2 separate regions of the Homo sapiens genome follow, and region 2 is linked to region 1. Evidence: chromatin loops called from intact Hi-C (ENCODE). Cell type or tissue: breast epithelium. All regions are shown on one strand. Links, peaks and the distances in the headings refer to the core of each region. The heading gives the core; the rest is flanking DNA.

The links. A loop is a pair of places that touch in the nucleus more often than their neighbours do. Peaks named below come from ENCODE experiments on the same cell type or tissue, not always from the same donor. Only the 100,000 strongest peaks of a DNase experiment are listed, where the experiment ranks them.
Region 2: a loop joins it to region 1, with 12 times the contacts of the local background. A loop is called at or near these places in 1 of 110 quality-filtered maps.

The regions. Positions count from the first base shown.
Region 1 is chr1:17,687,593-17,696,008 of GRCh38, forward strand. It overlaps ARHGEF10L (Rho guanine nucleotide exchange factor 10 like), which reads left to right. Exons shown (of 29, transcript NM_018125.4): 27 at 1-155; 28 at 7,566-7,688. Among named protein-coding and RNA genes, the nearest start is that of LINC02810, 26 kb to the right of the region's middle. RefSeq lists an enhancer at 2,047-2,779. In breast epithelium, for the core only: no CTCF peak of the experiment used is centred there; no DNase peak of the experiment used is centred there.
Region 2 is chr1:18,550,376-18,556,868 of GRCh38, forward strand. No RefSeq gene overlaps it. Among named protein-coding and RNA genes, the nearest start is that of KLHDC7A, 73 kb to the left of the region's middle. RefSeq lists enhancers at 136-960, 2,510-3,011, 3,012-3,511. In breast epithelium, for the core only: no CTCF peak of the experiment used is centred there; a DNase peak (open chromatin) is centred at 4,426; H3K27me3 peaks cover 1,722 bases.

The DNA.
Region 1 (8,416 bases), core at 1,875-6,874:
GGACGAGGCAGTGAGCGTGACACACATGGTGAAGGCGGGCAGCGGCGTCTGGATGGCCTTCTCCTCCGGCACCTCCATCCGCCTCTTCCACACTGAGACCCTGGAGCATCTGCAAGAGATCAACATCGCCACCAGGACCACCTTCCTCCTGCCAGGTGAGGCTGCCTCGGGCACGGGGGAGCGGACAGTCACAGAGCACCTTCCACGGCCAGGTAGTGGTGTGACCTGGGCAGCCCATCCCATTTTCCCTCATCAGCCCTGAAAACTGGGGCTTTAATTTGGGGCACTCCCCAGGAAGTGGTGGGGTTGGGATTCACACCTAGGACTGTCATCTCAAAGCCCCTGCCTGTCACTGTGCCCAGCCACCGCATCACAGCAGCCTGGGGCGCTCAGGAAATGGCCCCCAGCCCACTGGACCCTCCAAAGTCAGGCAGCTGCTAAGGAAAGGCCAAGCTGGGCAGGAACCCAGGCCTTTCATTCTGCCCCACTGCCCAGGTTGACCAAACACCCAATTCTGCCTCAAATGCCCTGCAGGATGAGGTGATGGGAAAGTGAGAAAGCCAACGGGTGGTCTCTGTCCTTGGAGTTTTTTCTGAGAAAGGCAAATTCCCCTCTTGGGCCTTCTAGTCTGTGGGTTTGGATGGCATCTGCTGTGGCTGGGGCCCCTCCTGCGTAGCTGTGTGTAGATGAAGTGGACAGGATTGGTGGTGGAGGGGAATGGCGGCGAAGGATTAAGGCTGGAGCTCACCAAATGCCCCCCAAGGCCTCCATGGAATTGGCTCTCAGCCTTTCGTTGCCATCTGCTGCTCAAGATGCAGGCACCATGCCCATCCTCACCCCAGCTGGCTTCAGAGCAGACCACGGGGCCAGCAGGCATCAGCTAACCTTGCTTCCCTCCTTGGCCCAGCTTCCCCCAGAGAGACTGACCTGCGGCCAGTGTGGGAGGGTGCAGTGGCTCTGTCTTGTCCCAGTGCCCCAGGCAGGGCTGGGTTCAGCAGCTGGGAGAGCCAAAGGGCCCTCGGGCCAGGGAAACACAGCCCGTGTGGCAGGTGGGGGCCTGGAGCTGATTGTCACAGGACCTGGCAGATGGGCCATGGCAGAGGCTGGGAGTGGCCATATGCCCAGCAGGGTTGAGCATCCTGTCTTCTGGGGCCATACTGAGGGCAGGCATGTTAGCCAGCACTGCAGGAGCCTTAGGGACCTCTGCCTACCCCAGGGGCCCGGTCCCTAACTCCCTCCCGAGGCCCTGGAAATCACCCTGGTTTCTGCTTCCCTCTAGCCAGTCACGATGGTCCTTGAGTCTGAACTGATCACACGGGGATGGTGGTTACTAACAACACAGTCCACGGCAGTCACAATGGTGTAATAACTGCCACCCTGCCCGGGCCTGAGGTGATGAGGCCCCAAGTGCTTATGTGCAGGATCTCATTTCACCCTAACCCTGCGAGCTGGGGATTATCCCCACATTACAGATGCAGACACTGAGATTGGTTCAGCAGGCCGGGCGTCTTGCTCGTGGTCATGCAGTAGACCAGAGGCAGGACCACAGTCACATCAGGCCGGACTCAGTCCAGCATCCTACTGTATGTAATGGAGAAAGAGAGTTGGCTTGAGGCCTGGCTTGGCCAACACACAGTATCAGACAAGTCCCTTAATCTCCCGGAGCCCCTCATCCCTCTGTAAGATGGGATGTAGGTCCCAGCTCAGGGACTGTTATGAGGATAAATGCTGGTGGGCTGGGAAGGTGGCTGTCCTGGGCCGGCAGGGTGGCAGGTGCCCGATGAGACTGAACCCTTCACTCACGTTCTCCTGGGGTGTGTGAGAGGCTTGATGGGACCTGTGTTTGGGTTGCCTCCTTCCCCCTCTCTCCCTCCCTCCCTGCCTCCTTCCCCTACCTCCCTCTCTCCCTCCCTGCCTCCCTCCCTCCCTCTCTTCTTCCCTCCCTCCCTCCTTCCCTCCCTCTCTTCTTCCCTCCCTCCCTCCTTCCCTCCCTCCCTCTCTTCTTCCCTCCCTCCCTCCTTCCTCCCTCCCTCCTTCCTCCCTTTCTTGTTTCATAGTATTTAGCCATTATACAGGTTCAATCCATTTTAACTACGATAAAAATGTCTCTGTATCACAAAACTATCTCCACATTTCCTCTGATAGCTAAATTATTTCAAGTTAGTGGAACAATGAAGAAATGGATAATCTCATGGGCTTTTAAAAATCTTTGGAATCTCGTCTTGTCTGCGCAGAGGAGAGTGAGAGAGAGTCAAGCTGATCAAGTGGTGGGAGGCAGGATGTGTGGACAGACCTGGCTGTAGTTAGAACAGCCACTCCTGCCTGTACAACCCTGACTTTACTGTGTTTCACATGCACCTTCACGCCCGTTGTCTTACTTACTCTTTGCAGTTACCCTTTAAGGAAGGAAGGGCATTCGTTGTTATGATGATGATTTGAGGGCCAGGTAAACTGGGGCTCAGGAGGTGAAATGACTGGTCTGCTATCGCAGTGCTGATATGGACAGAGCCAGGAGCAGCCCCACGGACTCTCGTTAGAGCTTCCTCACACTTACTGTGTAGCCTTGGGCGGTTGTGTCCCTGTCCTGGGCCTCAGTTTCCCCATTCATATAACAAAGGGCTGAGATTTGAGTCAGCTTGGCCATGCTGGGTGGGGTACACCAGAGCCTGGAGCCAGAATTCCTCCTGGAATCCCTCCCCTGTCTTCCAGCTCTGACTGGGAGCACTCAGAGCACCAGCTTCCCATCCTCGGTCCCTACCCCGCAGGGCAGGTGTAGGTGTTGTGTGAGACAGTGTGAGGACAGTGCCCACAGTCCCCGTCTCAAGCCAGCAGCGGTCCATGATGGTGACATTTTGCCGTCATCGTCTTTACGGCATACCCGCCCTGCATCTCCTGCGAGGGCTCCTTGCCCCTCCTAAGACCCTCCAGGTCAGTGTGCCATTCCTGTCGCATCAGCTGCATCAGTGCAGACAGAGGTGACCGCTCTTTTGGCAGACCTCCCTGAGGCTGAACCCTGGAGAAGGCTGGATGTAGGCCGAGGTTCCAGAGTGTGGGGTTTCCCGAAGGTTCCCTCTTCCCTCAGGCCTGAACTTTCCCAATCAGTAACCCAGTGGAGCCTGGGGCCCTGCCAGACCAGTTCCTCCTGACCCCTCATATCTGAGAGTGGCTCCCTGAGCTCCAAGCTGAGCCAGAGCCAGCCCCAGCCACCATGCTGGGGACCAGAGCGTGGGGGGCAGCTGCAGATCCACCCCACGTTGTGCCTTTGCAGAAGCGCAACACAGCAGGATTCTTAAGTTCTTTATTAGAGATATTTTTAAAAGGCTTTTAAGTATTTTTTTCTTCCCCCACACCAGCAAATGAAATAATTGCATAATTAGTAATAAATTTGTTCCTACACTAAGTGTGGATTTTTTTAGTGTGTGTTAACAATTTATTGCACTTCCTTCCCCTGACCCCTTTCTTCCACTCGCATACTCGACTGGTATTAATGCATTTTTTAACCTAAACTCCCTCCTCCTTTTAACCAGACAGGTCATTAATAAAATGTTCTCCAAGAGCCTGAGCTTTTTAAAGTTGTATATCTCCAGATAGATGGCTTGGGTGAGTTGAACACTGCCGCATTAAGTCTCTGTGATAAAATATTTATTCACCATTAGAATTTTTTTTTTCTTTCGGACTGTTTGTGAAGTGTCTTGCTCTTTTCCTTGAGGTGGAGGGGGAGGGGGAAGGCCCCAGAATGAGGTCTGCAGATGAAGCCATTTCTCAATTCCGGCATCTCTTTCGGTTTCTTGCTTGCCTTCCTCCCATTTGTCGGTTTTGCCGTCCAGTGGGGGCTGGGAGGATGCAGGGGCAGCAGGAAATGGTCTCCTGCCGGTCTCCATGCCCTGGGGGTCTTGGAGAGGGAGGCGATGAGGCTTGTGGAATGAAAAATTCACCACTGTCCCCTCTCTTGGCTTAATTGTTCTTGTGGGTTTATGGCTCTGATGGAGCTGATCTTAAGACATTAGCGTCCAGATCCTTTTAATAATCATAAACATTATCCTAATAGCCTCTATTTATTGATTGTATACTATGGGCTAAGAGCTGTGCTCAATTGTGTATATATATTATATGTATATATATATGTGTGTATATATTTAATATTTCTAATAATTATAAAATTGAGCAAGGCAGGTTTGTAGTACTCATTGATGGATGAGAGAAATGATTTGTCCAAGTTTTCTCCTTTCCTTCATCCATCCATCTGTCCATCCATCCATCCATTTACTCATTCACTCACAGATACTTCTTGAGAGTCTACCATGAGCCAAGGTACTTGGCCAGGAGTTGGGGAGTTAACCATGAGCACACAGATAAGTCACTGCCCTCACAAAGCTTGTCATAAGTAAACAAATAGCAAAATAAGGTCATCACAGACCTTGACCAGGGCTAAGAAGAGAAGTCAGCTGTTGAAAGGGGCTCATGGCCTGAGCCTCCCATGTTGGCCAACTCCAGGAGGGCTGGGGGCCTGACCCTGGACCGGAGGCTGCCATCATAGTTCTGAGCCTTCACTTTTGGAATGGATTTAGGTGTGGGAAATAGTCCCAGCTCCACAGACACCCAGGTACTGTTTGTGAAATAGCCCCTGTTGGCCAAGGCTGTAAGTCACTAGTGGGCTTTTTTTTTCAGCCTAGTTTGCATTTCCACATTGCAGGGACGCTATGAATGTGATTTTTTGAGTTTGCATCATGTTGCCAGACTCGAATCCCACCGCCTGCTTGATAGCTCCATTCGGGTGTGTCTAATTTGTGTCTCAGACCACACATCCAACCAGGAGCTCTGGGCTTCAACCCCCAAACCGGCTCCTTTGCCATCCCAGGCCATGGCACTGCTATGCACCCAGCTGCTCCAGGCAGAGGAGCCTCAGTGCTATCCTGGGTTCCTTCCTCTGCTCCACCTCTGCTCCCCTCTCCCAGCAGCTCTGTCGCTCTGCTCCAAACAGGTCTAAAACAGGTTGGGCTCTCCTCACCTCACTGCCGCCGCCCTTCCCACCTGGGCAGCTGCGGGAGCCCCTGCTGGGCTCCTTGCTCCTCCCACTCCCACCCTCCACAACTGTAGCTAGAACGTTCCACTCAAATCACGTCACGCTACTCCCCTGCCTAGGCCTTCCGGTAGCTTTTCACTGCAGCCAGAATTATGAGCCCCAGTCCTGGCCCTGACCCATCCCCTCTTCTGACCATCTGGAGTCTGCCTTCTGTGCCCCAGGTGCACTGGCTTCACTCTGCTCGGCGGACTGGATGAGCTCATTCCTGTCACAGGGCCTTTGCATGCCCTGTCTCCTGGGCCTTGGCTCAGGTCTTGGTGTGGCCACCTCCGCCTTGTCACCCAGCAGCCTCACGCCTGCCTCCCTATCCTTCCAGGAAGTAGAGGGAGGCCTGAAGACCCGGGAATCCTCCACTGGCTCTGCCCTGTCGCCCTGTTTCAATCCTCTGCCTGGTGTTTACATCCCTTGTTTCTGTTTTTGTTTCCTGTATCTCCTCTCTACACCTCTGTGTCTAATACAGTAGCCATTATTACAATGAAAGAAAATAACACATTCAGTCCCTCAGTGCCACTAGCTATATTTCCAGTGCTCGGAAGCCACATGTGGCTGATGGCTGTCAAATTGGACAGCACGGTAGGGAACATGTCCATCATCAAAGAAAGTTCTAGAGTGTCTGCTCCTTAAGACAGGACTCTATGTACATGGTCCCAGCTGTGCCCCCAGCACCTAGTGTGGGGTCTGCCATGCAGTAGGCATCTGGGAGGTAAATGGATTGGTGATGGGATGGCACACTGTGTTAGGCAATGCTGGGTGTACCCCGAGTCGGTAACCTGCCTTTTGGGGTGAGAGAGCCACACCATTTCTCTCTGTGCCTGCACTGCAGAGGAAGCACATACACCCACATGTATGGAGTTGAAGTGTCATGCCCAAGGAGGGAGAGGTGATGGAAGCACTGGGCAGTGGTGAGCAGCAGACCTCAACTCCACCCCACCCTGCACTCACCAGGTGGGGGACCTCTTTGAGCCTTAACATCCGTGCCTGGAAAATGGGGCCGGCATTTGTGTCTTGCATACGTCTTGGCTGTTGCAAGCCTTGTGTCAGATGAGAGCAGGTATACGAGTGCTTTGGAAACTCCAAAGCTGTGTTTTTTCAAATGTGATCCATGGACCAGAAGCAGCAGAAAGTGGAAACCTTCTGGAATGCAGCCTAAGCCTCTCCCAGAGGGCAGCAGGATCAGGGCAAGAAGGAGACAGCCCTTTAGAAAGGCAGCTGCCCAGTGAAGCCTAAGGAAGTGTGGCAGCGCCGTCCACCCTGTGTGTGACATGGTGGAGGGTCTGTCCCTGAGCCGGCAGCCTGTACCCCACGCCTCTCAGCCCCCTCAGAAAGCCTCCTGCCCCCTGCACTCCCAGCCTCTCCCTTGTGCCCATTCCCATTGCTAGAATTGTTGGCAACAGTGCAGCAGCAGCGATGACAGCAGGTAGCGCCCATTTTGCCATGTGCAGGCACGGGGTTGTTTTACGTTCATTCATTTAACCCAATGGAGAGTATCTGTGTTCCAAACATCAAAAAGGGACAGTAAAAATACGGTCCTATAGGACTGCCATTGTATACATGGTCTGTTGTTGACTGAAAGGTCATTATGTGACATGTGACTGTATTATCCTTGGCCCCTTTTACAAGTGAGGACACCATGGCCCAGAGGAGTTTAGGATGGGCCCCAGGTCATGTAGCTGGAGAGTGGCAGAGCCAAGGTGTGAATCCCGCACCTGGCTCTGGAGCCCTGTTCTCAGCCACCGTGCTGGGCAGCCCACACCTGGCATCCTCTCTGTTAGGAGCAGGGGCCTGCCCCCACGCCCTCTCTGACATTGCTATTCTTGCTAAAATGAAGAGACAGAGCTGAGGGGAGAGCTAAAAAGAATGAATCTGGACTGGCATCAGAAACATGCTGCTTCCCACCAGCGAGTTTTGTGCTTCACTCTTGGGCCCAGGGCCTGCAGGGTGTGCTGTGACCTCATCTGAAGAAGCACCCACACGGGCAGGCCCTGAGGGGCTGCAGCAGAGCCACCTCGATGCCTCTCGAGCCCCACCCGGCCCTACTTATGCCTTCCATCTGCACCAACACCGATGAGAAGCTTGCACCTCCCCAGTCTTCCCTGGTTTTGCTCGTAGCTGGCTGGCTGGATCCCTGCATGGATTGCCCTTGGACAACCCTTTGTGCCGGATGACCTGGCCGCCGTGTATTGAGAGCGCACACAGACCAGGCGCTGTGCCTGTGGTGTTCCCCCAATGCATCCGTATGGCAGCCCCACTTTACACAGGCGGAAACTGAGGCTGGTTAGGGGAGTGCTCAGCTGCAGGACCTCGTGGCCAGACCCCAGGCAGGTCAGCCTCCAAAGCCCCAGCTCTTCCCCACCCCACCGCCCAACTTCTTGCTGGTTTCAGGGGAGGAGCCCGCTGTGCCAGGCCCTCATCTCGTGGTGGTACCCAGAGCCCATGCTGTCTCCCCAGGAGGGCACTGCTCAGCCGCCCTCTCTTTCTGCAGGCCAGAAGCACTTGTGTGTCACCAGCCTCCTGATCTGCCAGGGTCTGCTCTGGGTGGGCACTGACCAGGGTGTCATCGTCCTGCTGCCCGTGCCTCGGCTGGAAGGCATCCCCAAGATCACAGGTGAGGCTTTGGGAGCTGGTGTTGGCAGGACCAGGGGGTCAGCTGCAGGTGGCCAGTGGGGCTTGGCGGGGAGGGTGTATTATGCCCTCATTGGTATAGGGATGGGGTTCCAGTCTCCAGCTTCCTCTCATCTCAGGTGGCATGGTGGCCAGTAGAACTGAATCGTCCTGGCCCCAGTCTCCCACCTTTCTGAGTGTCAGTTTCCTAATCTGGCAGATGGACACAAGAGTGGCTTGGGGCCTGGCTGAGACACCTGCCTAATGGCAGGGGCTCCACTGGCCCTTTCTGCTGCTTCCCATAGCAGTTTCAAGATGTCCAGGCTCCAGAGAAAGAAATAACTGAGTGCTTCTGGGGCCAGGCCCGGCCTGCTCGTGGGGTCCATGTGCAAATGAATGTGTTCACATAGATCAGAGGAAGGTCTGCTCTGATCTGCACTACTGGGCCCAGGACAACAAGGGCAGGATCAGAGAAGACCCCCACACTTGGATGCCTGGAGCTCCGGGTCCCCCTCCACCACCCTGAGAATGATGACTGTGGTCTTTTCCAGCAAGGGAGCAGGGCCAATAGGAAGCCCTGGGGGTGGGCTGGCTCCCTGCGCAGACCTCAAGTCCTTCTGATAAAGAAGAATTGCTTTGGCTGGGCGCGGTGGCTCACACCTGTAATCCTAGCACTTTGGGAGGCCGAGGTGGGTGGATTGCCTGAGCTCAGGAGTTTGAGACCAGCCTGGG
Region 2 (6,493 bases), core at 1,494-6,493, 860 kb after region 1:
AGTGGCTATGGTCTGGTTCGGGGAGTGTAAATGGCAATGCATTTAATCCTCACAATCACCATTTGAGGTGATGTCATGATTCTTGCCATTTTCCAGATGAGGAGTCTGAGGCCCAGAGAAGCAGGTGACTTCTCCAAGATCATCAAGTTAGCAGGTGGCGGCACTGGGATTCAAAGGCAGCTCTGTGTGAGTCTGAGGTCCATGTGGCGCCTGCCCATCACACGGCCCACACCGTGCCATGTCATCCCATCCAAAATCCACATCCACTTAATAACAAGGAACACGCAGAGGGCAGAGAGGTCTTCTCACCCAGGACTGAAGAGGCAGGGAGGCCTTTGGGCTCTGAATGGGAGAGAGGGGCAAAGCCAGAGGAAGGACCACCTTTGTGGGACACCTGCGGTGTGCCAGGCACCAGCTGGGCACGCTGCGCACAGTGTCCCATTCATCCTTGTGACGACCTTTTACTACCATGTTACAGATGGGGAACTGAGGTCCACAGAAGGTCATGCAGCTTGTAAATGGCCAAGCTGGGACTGAAACAAAAGTCTGTCGGCCTCCAAGGCCCACACTGCACCCCTCCATCTCAGCATGGTCTTCCAGGGCAACCGTCTCAAGGTCAGGCTGGGTGGGGAGGGGAGTCCACTCCCTGTTGTGGCAAATTCAGCTGGTGGACTCTCATCACAGCCCTGTTCTCACACAGTGCTCTGTGCAGACAGGTGGGGCCCAGACACTGCCAAGCAACTGGTCCACCCCACCTGCGTTCACTGCTTCCTGCAGCCAACAATGTGGAATTATTGCCCACCTGGCAAATCCACCCTTTAGGCCATTTCCAATCCCTCTGTCCCAAGACAAAGCCCCAGCATCCAGCTCCATGGGCTGCCACATCTGGTTGAGAAGTAAAATGCTTTGTTTCATCTACATGGCATAGGCTTTGCAGTCAGACCAAGGTCAAGTCCTAATTCCACAATAACAACCCAAGATAGCTGATGAGTGACTGCTAAATAGAGAACCAAGAGGCAAGGTTATGGATGCTAATGAAATCATAGAAATAGCTGGGCACAGTGGCTCACGTCTGTAATCCCAGCACTTTGGGAGGCTGAGCAGGTGGATCACTGAGGTCAGGAGTTTGAGACCAGCCTGGTTAACATGTCGAAACTCTGTCTCTACTAAAAATACAAATATTAGCTAGGCGCATTGGTGTGTACCTGTAATCCCAGCTACTTGGGAGACTGAGGCAGGAGAATCGCTTGAACCCAGGAGGCAGAGGTTGCAGTGAGTCAAAATTGTGCCACTGCACTCCAGCCTGGGTGACAGAGTGAGGTTCTGAAAAAAAAAGAAAAAGAAAAGAAAAGAAGAGAAAAAAAGAAAGAAGGAAAGAAAGAAAGGAAAGGAAAGGAAGAAAGGAAGAAAAGAAGTTGGGGAGTATGTACACACAGACACACACAACGAGAGAGAGAAAGAGAGAGAGAAATGCCCTGGTGCAGGCTTCTCTCTCCGCTCTGGTAATATCCCCATTTTACAGACAAGGCAACCGAGGCACAGAGCTTTGCCTAACACATGGCAAAGAGGGGGCTAGAACTTGGCTCCTCCATCAGTGGAATTCACACTGGGTCCCAGGGAGCCTCAGACTTCACAGAGATGCCACAGGGAGGGGAGGCGAAGCCAGTCGGGCAGAGGCTTCATCGCCAGAACAGCTTTGCTTTGGTCTGCACCTGTTGGGGCTCCGTGTCAAGTTTTATTTGAAGAAATGGTTTGCTGCTTAAGGAAAAATCTGAAAGCCAAGGCACCGCTGCTCCAGGGAGAGGCCGCGGTGGCCTTTGAGGAATGAGAAGGTCAGGATGACAGTGGTTAAGCCTCAGGAAATCAACTACCCAAAAAGCGTGCACCTTATTTCATCTACAGAGTGCCCTCGCCTCCCCAAGGACCTTGTGCCTATTTTCTCTCCTCTGTCTTCTACGCAACCCTCCCTCACCGCCGGCTCTCTGCTGCAGGCCTTACCCCTTAAGACTTAGAGAATAGAGAAGCCATCAGATGCAAACCCACCATCATGTCTTCCTCCTGCCCCACTGCAGTTGCCCCCTCCTCTTATAGGGAGAAAGTCCCCCCCAACTCACTGAAAGCCAGTCTCTCCACCTGGACCCTGGGTCCCACTAGGAACCCCCTCCATGCCATATTTCACTTACCTCCCACGTCTTCAGTCTGTCCCCTTCCCGGACCCTTCCCATTAGCTTTCAGAAATGTTCTGCCCTCTCTCTTTTGTCAGGACACCTTCCCTTGAGCCCTCATGGCTCCCACACCTGCCTCTCTGTCTCCTCCCATCAGCTGCTTAGCCCCAACCCCAAAGGCCCCCACCCACCAACCTCACGTTGCCAAATCCAACAGGCGCCTGTCAGCCTACCCATCGGGAGCTCCCAGCAGCATTTGGCCGGTGGAGGTTCCCCTCTTCTTGCAACGTGCTTTCCCGGCATCTGCACCTCCCCTCCCTGGTCTCTCCTTCTCGGTCTCCCCAGCTGTCCCTGCCCCTCCACACAACTCCTAAGGAGTGGCCTTCAGGACTGGGCCTAAACCATTTTCTCCCGGAGTGATTTCCTCCATGTGCATGGCCTGAAATGCCACCTGCTCACTGATGACTCCGAAATTTCACCTGTGCATGAGGCACTGACAAAATCACAAGCTTGGTGTCTTTAATCTGTTTCCTGACCCCACCTGGATGTCCCAGGGGCACCTCAAACTGGCTGTAACCGGAACTTCTGATCTTGTCCTGGGATCTTCTTGGCCACCCCTCAGACTCCCCACCTCTAGCTTCTCCCACCCCAGCACTCTGTCCAGAAACCCACACCCTCTGCAGGCTGCCTGACCCCTCCGCTGGCCCTGCCAACCCTGTCTCCAAAAGCATCCTGGAACCATCCACTGAATCGCTGCCACCCCCACATAGCCCGAGCCACCATCATCTATGGCTCAGAACTGCACAGGCCCCAGCTGTGCCCTCTGCTTCCCCTCCAGCTCTCCCTCCAGTCCCTCTCCACAGGGCAGTCAGAGGGGCACTATGAAAACAAAATCTAGTTCGTGGGGCTGCTTCTCCCCACTTCAGCAGCTCCCTGACCCCGTAGTGTGGCTCTGAGGCTCTGCCGATCGGCTCTGCATCCACGTCCCTGGGCTCACCTCTCGCTCTTGCCGTCGACACATGGTACCCCCTTCAGCCAGGCATCCTCTTGCCACAGGGCCTTTGCACGTGCGAATCCCCCTTCCTGCCCCAGCTCCAGTGCCACTGGCTCACTGTCCCTTATTCTCAGGGGTAGGAAAGTCTCAGCTCTAGATGAAGTCAAATGACCCCATCTTTCAACTTCTCCAAGGCCTTCCTCCCTTTAAACCAATCCAAGCAATGTCTCCTTCCTCCCTGGACCGAGTGCATCATGATGAGGTCGAGAGCTCCATCCATCTCCTCGACATGATACCTGGCACTTAGCACTGTGCCCAGCACCGAGCTCATAATGGGTACCCAATAAATCCTCACTGGGTGAATAAGTGACTTAGAACAACCCTCAGAGCTCTCTAGGGGCTGCCTTGGGGCACAGTCAAGTGAGGAAGCTGGGCAGGAATTCTCTCCATTCTGCAGATGGGAATACTGGGGCTCAGAGAGGAGTGGCAACTTGCCCTCAGAAACACAGTTAGGATATGGTGGGCCATGACACCGAGCCAGGTCCATTCAGCAAGCCCTGGGGCTCAACCTATATAGATCCTGGTGACCTCCCTCCCACCTGACTTTGACAACCAGCTCCAATTAGAGTAGCATCATAAGCTGTGATAGATCCACAATTGGTTATAGATTTAACTAAGCAAACCATGTCCCAAACCGTCTATTGTGTAATTGGGCGCATAAGACACATTTTTCTTTGCCGTTCAGTTACAACTTAATTTGCCAGGTCAGCAGTTCTGCCTAAAGTCACGGGCAGCAGCCTGGTTATGAATATCAACTGATTCTCCCAGCACTGCTCAATGAAATGGAATTCATCAGCACTTACCCAGGGATGAGTGTGATAGAGGAGGAAACTGAGGCACGGAGAGGGGAAGTGACTCACTCCAGGCCACACAATCAGTAAGTGCTGGAGCTGGAACTGGAATTCAGCTCATGTCTCTCTGGCCTCACACCCGACACCTCCCCTACTGCCCCGCACTACACATGACTGCTTCATTTGGTTTTGATTTTTTTTTTTGTAAATATAAGGCTTCTCTGAAACGAACTGCTTCCCTACATCTCAGGTCCAGAAAATAAGCATCACTTTATATCCAACTAGATTGTAGCACTTAGTTACCATGTTTTTGGAGTTGTTTATACCCATCCCCTTTCTCTATCCTGCACTCCTAGCCTGTGACCGGGAGCTCCTGGTGGGGGCAGGGACTGTATTTATCTTGGCATCGAAGGTGCCCTGCACAAGTTTAACCTGAGGAAGCCAATCCCCACGGGTGCTTCCTGGATGGAGTCGTTACTTTCAGAGCAGTCACTTTGTATATTATTAATAGTGATGGCGATGAAATATTTATGAATGAATGATGGGATGTTTGAAATTTGCTTTAACTTAATAACGGACAAGAGGAGAGGATGGGGGTGTGAAGGGGACAGAACTGAAGAGGGGTTGGTGGCGAGTGGGGCTGGGGACTGGGTACATGGGGGTCCTTAGACACCCTGTCCGTTTTCATGGAAGTTCAAAATTCTCCATAGTCAAAATATTTTTAATTAAATATCCTTCCCAAAATAATACTAATCATGGCAATGGGAGTAGCTAAAAGTGAAGTAAATGTGATCATTTGTTAATCACTGCTCACGTGCCAGGCTCTGTGCTGAGATTCACACGTGTCAGCTGATTCCATCCTCATGTCACTGCTATAAATATTTTGTCTGTGTTGCACCCAGGAAGCAGCAGGTCACAGACAGAGATCTAGAGATTCAAACCCAGACCTGTCAGGGACCAACGTCCACAGTCTCTACCCACAAGCCACATTGCACATGGCCTTGACGCTGTCAGTGATGGAGACATTCTGGCCTGTATTTTGGGAAGGGGCCTCCGAGCCAGCACCTTTCCACTGGGGGCCTGTACCTTTATCCTTTAAAGGGAGTGATGCTGATTTTCTGAGTCATCCAGGAATCACTTGGAGCTAAAATCTCATGGGCCAGGAGGGCTGTCAAGCTGGACAAAACTGCCTTAGGCCAAGACAAGCAGCAGTCATGAGCGCCCGGGCCTCCTGGCGCCAGGCTGCCACAGCTCTTCCTCTTTAATAATTCTGAAGTTCCTCCCGCCACAGGTGCCCCTGCTTCCACCCAGGTTCAGGCCTCAGCATTGCTCACCCAGGTCACCCTCTTCGTTGGTCCACCTACCTCCCACCTGGCCACAGTCTGTTCTGACCTCCCCACAGTCAACGGAGACTCAGTCTAGAACCCAAAAGTGACGTACCCTATCCCTTCCCAAGCCCTGGGAGATGAAGCCCAAATTCCTTAGCATGGCCCTGGGCAATCTACCTGCTCCCTATCCTCTTGCCCCTGACCTTCCAGCCTCATTTATCTTACTTGCCCACCTCTTACCACTCCCTGCCATGCATTCTCTTCCCCACCCCAGCCAGACCGGACAATCTGCAGGCATACAAAAGCCCCACATTCTCGTATCTGGATGGCTTTGCTTATCCTATTACTCCATGTAGCTGGGACAACACTTCCCTCCTTAGCTGCTACCTCTCCCAACCTGACAAATGTCTAATCATCCTCTAAGACTCAGCTCAGGTGTCACCTTCTCCAGGAAGCCTTCCCTGATGCCCCAGGCTGGGGACAGGGGTATGTTCCTACAGCCCACTATGCTTGCCTCCAGCCCTGCACAGCAGCCTGGGTTATACACACCTGCTGCTCTGTCTCCCACTCCAGCCAGGGCACTTCTCCAAGGCAGGGACCCATCTCTGTGCCCCCAGAGCCTAGCACTAGGCCTATGACACTGTAGCTGCTAAACAGAGCCAGGATGTGCAAAGGTAGCCCGGCCATTTAGTCTTTCTGAGCCTCGGTTTTCTCATCTGCAAAACAGGATTAATGGCACCTACTGCATAAGGATGTTTGTTCACTCAGCAAATATTTATTGAGCTCCTATAATGTGCCAGTCTCTAGGCCCCAGGTTGATAGCTGAGAGCAAAGCTGGACGAATTCTCATGAGCTGACATTCCAGCAGGGGGAGACAGACAAGAAATAAGACAAACAAATACAATGTAGAGCAGCAGTCCCAAATTTTTGGCACCAGGGACCAATTTCATGGAAGACAATTTTTTTCAGGGACTAGGAGATGGGTGGGTGGGAAGGGATGGTTTTGGAATGATTTGAGCACCTTACATTTATCGTGCACTTTATTTCTATTATTATTACATTGTAATATATAATAAAATCATTATACAACTCACCATAATGTAGAATCAGTGGCAGCCCTGAGCTTGTTTTCCTGCAACTGGATGGTCCCATCTG